Linked DNA regions of Mus musculus: region 1 is linked to region 2. Evidence: chromatin loops called from intact Hi-C (ENCODE). Cell type or tissue: left cerebral cortex. All regions are shown on one strand. Each heading gives the region's core, and the rest is flanking DNA. Links, peaks and the distances in the headings are about the cores only.

The links. Hi-C counts contacts between places; a loop is a spot of excess contacts. Peaks named below come from ENCODE experiments on the same cell type or tissue, not always from the same donor. Only the 100,000 strongest peaks of a DNase experiment are listed, where the experiment ranks them.
Region 1: it touches region 2 in a loop (6-fold over the local background); 34 of 42 quality-filtered maps call a loop at or near these places.

The regions. Positions count from the first base shown.
Region 1 is chr7:139,298,083-139,300,986 of GRCm38, reverse strand. No RefSeq gene overlaps it. Among named protein-coding and RNA genes, the nearest start is that of Gm32486, 2.6 kb to the right of the region's middle. In left cerebral cortex, for the core only: CTCF peaks have their summits at 1,331 (motif pointing right) and 2,294 (motif pointing right); DNase peaks (open chromatin) are centred at 334 and 1,326.
Region 2 is chr7:139,232,366-139,235,269 of GRCm38, reverse strand. The region is part of intron 8 of Lrrc27 (leucine rich repeat containing 27); the gene reads right to left. Gm32315 (a long non-coding RNA gene) reads left to right here and starts at 180. Exons shown (of 3, transcript XR_389962.4): 1 at 180-773; 2 at 878-938; 3 at 1,157-2,281. In left cerebral cortex, for the core only: a CTCF peak has its summit at 1,414 (motif pointing left); a DNase peak (open chromatin) is centred at 1,386.

The DNA.
Region 1 (2,904 bases), core at 275-2,774, 66 kb before region 2:
AGGTAAATCACTTAAGGGGCAGGGCCCTGTAAAAGCACTGACCAGTCCACCCATGTGCCAAGAAGCTGAGTAGCTCAGCAGACCAGGGCCAGAGTGTTGGAACAAGGCTACAGACAGGCATAATAACAGTGGCCTTAGCTCTGGCATAGGCTCTCAGGGCCACAGAATCCTGGGACAAATGTCAGGAAGCCCTTGGGACCCGATTGAATGTGGGCTGAACCTGGGCCCTGGTATAGAAAGCAGCCTCCCTAACTTGCCTGAGCAGGCTGGGCTCTTCACGTGGCTCACCCATGTGCACCTGCCACCTCTGAGCCCCGCTGTCACCCTGCCAAGCATCCGGGTTGCTATGGAAATGAAGATGTCACCTCGTTCCTCTCCCAGGACCTGCACACCCTGTGCCAAGGACTCAGTGTGAGATGTTTGTTACAACTCAGCTTCTTTGAAAACACCCTCCCCCACTCCCCCAGGATGACTGCATTGACCTTGGATGCCCTGGCGTCAGAGCCAAGCTCTGCAGCCCCAGAGGTGTAGCCCATTTGCCCTAGCTCCCCGGAAGTGTGCTCCCTCATGTCTGTGCCCTCATGGCTATGCCACTCCAGTTCCGTGTCCCGCAGGATGGTCCCATGACTGTTCTCTGGGACTCTGCATCCAGGAAGAGGTACCCCCCACAGGTCTGTGTGAACTGGGGCTATGCTACTTCTAGCCAGTTTGCACAGCTAAGGAGAGACATGAAAACCTTGGCAGCCATGTTGCTACCACTCCCCAGCTCCCACCTGCAGCACAATGGAGCCTCTCTGAACTACCCTGGCGGAGCACCCTGGAAACCAGGGCTAGAGAACTGACCCACCCAGGGTCCAAGCATCTAACACTCCATATCCATCGGGCCACTGGCATTGTGTCTCTACCCCATGCCGGTATCCCTGAGATGCTATGCCGTCTCTTAATCTTTGAGGTTGACAGTCTCTGCTTTAGAAAAGTTCTTAAGCTCAGCCCCCAAAGTTCCAAAATATGTACATTTATCATGAAATCAAATCCACATGCAGCCCCTAGACCTTTGCCTGGCTCTCGCCTCACAACACTGGTCACAGGCTGTCCCTTCTTCTGTTTGTCCATGGCCCCTCTACCTAGTGCCTCTCCAACTTCACCCTAGCTGCCCAGAACCTTACCTTGGGGATTTTCCAGGACACCCCTCTCTCTTGTCTTAAAAAAGTGCTCACTTTTCTTAGATACTTAATCTGAGAAGAGGTGATTGTATTCCTTTCTCTTGGACCTGTCAGCCCTGAGCCTGGATTCCCCTCTCTGGATCTATGCAATACTGCGAAGTGTCGGCAGGTGGCGCCACTGCACTGTCGGGTCCCTTCCTGCTGGAGGCTAAGGGAAGACCACCCAAGGTGGCACAGCCTCCTCCTGCCTGTGACCCCACCCTGGGAAGTTCTAAAGGCTGAAGTGCTCTTGAGGTGGGGAGCAGCTGAGAGTTGTTCAGGACTCTGCTGTTTTAAGACCGTACCTAGAGATAGCGTTAATATCATTCTGGGGCACGAAACAGGGGGGGTGCGGGGTGGGGGAAGCAGAGCGGGGGTTTGTTGTTGCCTGCTCAAAATCTAGTTTCTTAAAGTGACCCAGCAAAGCCTAAGAGTCTAGCTCTCCCTGTCCTCCCTGCCACACTCCAAATCTCAGTCCCAAGCAGACTGGCCACAGGCAGTACCGAAAGCACTGGACATCTTCCCTGGGAATTCTGCCCTAGTACCTAGTGGTTTTGCTCAGCTGGGATTGGGGGAGGTGTAGGAAACATCAAAGTTCTTAGACAGACGGAGGCTTCAATCCTCAGACCAGCCAGACCAAAGCCAATGCCAATCAACCTTGGGTGCTGAAGACCAGCCCTGTTGGGGTTAAGGGGACATGTTAAATTGCTATCACCAGATGGGTCAGTTGGGACCACCAAACCTCTAGCCCCTCCTTCCTGCTATATGGCTTCCCGGAGGCCCTCAATTTGGGAGCCAGGCTACCCAGAGCTTCATGAAGGTCAAGACCAGGGACTCTGCTTCTCTTTGGCAGTCTGGCTGGTCTGAGGATTGGGGCCTCCATCTGTCTAAGAACTTCGATGTTTCCTGCACCTCCCCAAATCCCAGCTGAGCAAAAAAAAAAAAAAAAAAAAAAAACAAAAAAAAAACAAAACCCACTAGGTACAAGGGAATATGGAGGGGATGTGGGCCTAGCTACCACAGGCAGCCGGTGTAAGGGTTGTTGTTGCTATAAGGGAGCCTGGTTCAGTGTCGCCTTTCTGCAAGAAGCCAGCAGATGGTGCCCACCCCTTCAGGTTCTGCTGACCACATAGAGACGACAGAGTCAGGTCACTGGGCAGCAGAAGGTCCTGTGTTAGGCAAGCCAGCCTGTGTGCCTCTGGGGATTAGCCTTGTGGGCTCTAAACTGAGTGCTGGTAGCCACCATTGCCAGGAGGCCCCAAGGAAGCAGTGCTCTGCAGGGCCATTCCCTCCTTTGCTGCTGACCGATGGGGCTCCTGGATTTCTGCAATGGGTTGCAGCTCATTGTGTCCCAGCACACTCCTGAGTGTCACCTGCTAGGAGCCAGGTACTCCTGTGGATGTGGGTCAGATTCTGTTAAGTGGACCTACTGTAACTCTGTGGGTCAGATTCTGTTAAGTGGACCTACTGTGCCTCTACTCGATTTGTAGCCCCTCCCCCCCCCCCAGTTTGGGAGTGTATGGAGGGAAGTGTCCCAGCTCCAGGTGGACCACACCTCCCCAGATTCCCTGAGCACATCTGCTCTATAGCACTGCATGCTCCTATGACCGTGAAAAGGGCAGCCTGTCACCCACATGTGCTGACTGGAAGTCAAAGTCAGATGTGAATATTTCATGGATGGTAACATAAATAATGCACTTAA
Region 2 (2,904 bases), core at 292-2,791:
TTGGCTCATTTCATCGGCAGAGAAATAACTTCTAACATCTTAGTGGTTAAAGACTAGAGACATTTCTATCTTCCTCCCAGGTCTTCTGCTGTAATGGTCAGTTTTCCTGCAGAGCCATTAGATGGCACCCGAAGCTGTTTCGGCAGCTCCAGGCAAGCAGATGTGCCTGGATAGGACATGCTAGTAAGGGCGACGAGGGCCACGTGACCAGTGCTGCTCGCCCTGCTGCCTCCAGGGGATGAGGTGGGGAACTAACTCACCCTCGGATTCCGGACCTTAAGTATGTGTGCGTCTGCCTGCAATGTGCAGGGTACGTGCATGGGGAGGCAGGGTGTGAGATTCCACGGCTGACTTGGTAGAGTGAGACTGAGTGGAAGAGGGAAAGGGAGTGAGCTTCCTGCCAGGGCCCCTGCTATGCACTATCTCCCTTCAAAGGTGGACTTTGAACTCAGCCAGACCCTGCCTCCTATCAGATCCCTGCATCTTCCCTTCCGAGCAGCAGATTTCCAGGGCTGGAATCTTATCTGCCAGCACTCGTAGTTCAAACCCAGCATGCCTGACACTCTGAAAGGCCTGGATCCCAGGAAGATACAGAGAGGGGACAGGAGCCACCACACCCTTCTTTTACAGCCATCCCCCACCCCGGAAATGCAGAGGGCTGGGGCAAAACAGAATTCCGCATGCTTGCAGACTGTGGCAGCTGCTTCACCACAGGAGATCAAAAGTCTTCCAAAGAAATTCCCGCAGAAAGAAATGCGTGATGGCAAGTCCAGGTGATATTCCCCCCCCCCCCCCATTAAAGTCAGACATTACTTGCTTTAAAAATTAAAGGCACGTGTTGGGGGTGGGGCTCATCTACACACATTTACTATTACAGAAAAATATAGGCAAGAAAAACTCATCCAAACACCTTATTCTCTATGAACAACAACAAAAATGTAAGTGCTTGAAAATTGGGCAACCTTTTAGGCCCGGGAGTCGGTGACTGGGGAAGGTTCTCACCAGCTTTACAAGAAAGCTTCAAACACACAAACACCATGGAGGCCCGGGGGGCGGGGGAGGGGGGGACGGGGACGGGGGTGGGGGCGGGCTCAAAGGTTACAGGCCAGGCTTCAGAACAACATGGAGAAGAGAAATATAAGCTTTTTCTGAATAGGGTGGTAGACCTGGAGTCTTACCAGTGTCCAGCCTCAGAAGTCTTTTACCAGGCTGTGCCTGCACAGGCTACGACCTACACACTCACGGGTCACAAGAAGCATGAGAAAGGCAAGTGGGCTCAGCCTGGAGCCAAGCTGCAAAGAAAGGCATTTTCTCACACATGGTGAGTACTCAGGCTTGGCACTCAGTGCTCAAGGCTGGAGCATCAGCTCCGCCCAGCAGCCTCCAGCCGTGCTCAGCACCCTAGCACCCTCTAGTGACCTCCTGCCCAACTGCAGGAGCCCGTACCGGCTGTGAACTCCCCCTAGGCTGGCACAGGGACACACCTTCTACTGTTGAGTGCCCACTGTGTGTTTGTTTCTGGAGATGACAAAATTCGCCACCAAGTGTCTTTGCTCACTGTGCCTATTAGACTGCTTTCATCTCTGAAGAATGAACCTGACGGAGTCGCCAAAGATACTACCTTGTTTGTTTGTTTGTTTGTTTTGAGAAAAGGCCTCATGTGGCCTCAAACTCCATCCTTAGCTGATTCTCCTGTCTCTGCCTTCCAAGTGTTGGGGTTACATCACAAGACAACCCCCAGTTTCTGTGGTGCTGGGGTTCTCCCCAGGGCTTTGAGGGTGTTAGGAAAGCCCTCATCACCTGAGAGATGTCCTCCATCTGCTTGTCCTGTTATTGGGATGATCTTCCAGGAGGCTGCTGGGGGCTGTACTCACAGACTGCTCACAGTGCAGGGCTCTCAGCTGGACCGGTGAAGTAGCCCACACACCATGGGCTCACTCCTCCAGCCATTTGAGGTTTCTCTTGGGAACTGCCTGTCACATCCTCTCCCTATTTCTCCCTTAATCTTTGGTTTCTTTAAAGAATTTTTTTTTTTAAAAAGAAGAGATTTTTGGTTTTGTTTTATGTGTACTGAGTTCTTTGCCTGCATGTGTGTGTGTGTGTGCCTGGATCCCAAGGGGGCAGGAAGATGTCAGTGGATCCCTTGGAAGTAGAGATGGTTGTAAGCTACCTTCTGAGTACTTGGAACTGAAGCCAGGTTGCAAGAGCAGCAAGTGTTTGTTGTAACACCTAAGTAATCTTTCCAGCCCCCCTCTCTGTCTGTCTGTCTGTCTGTCTGTCTGTCTGTCTTTCTTTCTCTCTCTCTCTCTTTCTTTCTTTCTTTCTTTCTTTCTTCCTTTCTTTCTTTCTAAGAAAGAAATAAATCCCTGGGTGTCCTGAAACTCAACTCTGTAGACCAAGCTGGCCTCCCCAGTGCTGGGATTAAATCAGTGTACCACCACTGCCTGGCTGATAAAAATATTTTTCATTTTTTTTATCACCCATGAAAAATCTGGGGAATATAGAAAGAATGATGGACACTAAAGTGAACACTTGGCATAGTACAATGCAGTGTTAAAGGAATAAGGAACACACATTCCTCTCTGACATCCCACCCAGTGCAGAAGGCAGTACCATGGTGGACCAGAACAGAGCAGCCTTCAGGATGTGCAGAGGGACCAAGGCTAGCTTACAGCATGCTTTCCCTGAAAGCCCCTGTGGTCCTCACGACATCATTTATAAAGATCCCGTTGCAGGATCCAGGATGGCTTTAAGGAACAACTCTTGAGAAAGGCTTCCTGGGTAAGAAGTGTACATGACACGAGGTGACAGGTCCTGTTTGAGTTGGAGAAGTCCAAATCTCTTGACCTTTCATCCCAGGAGATGGCAGACCTTTGTCTCTACTGGCCATGAGCAGGGGACCCA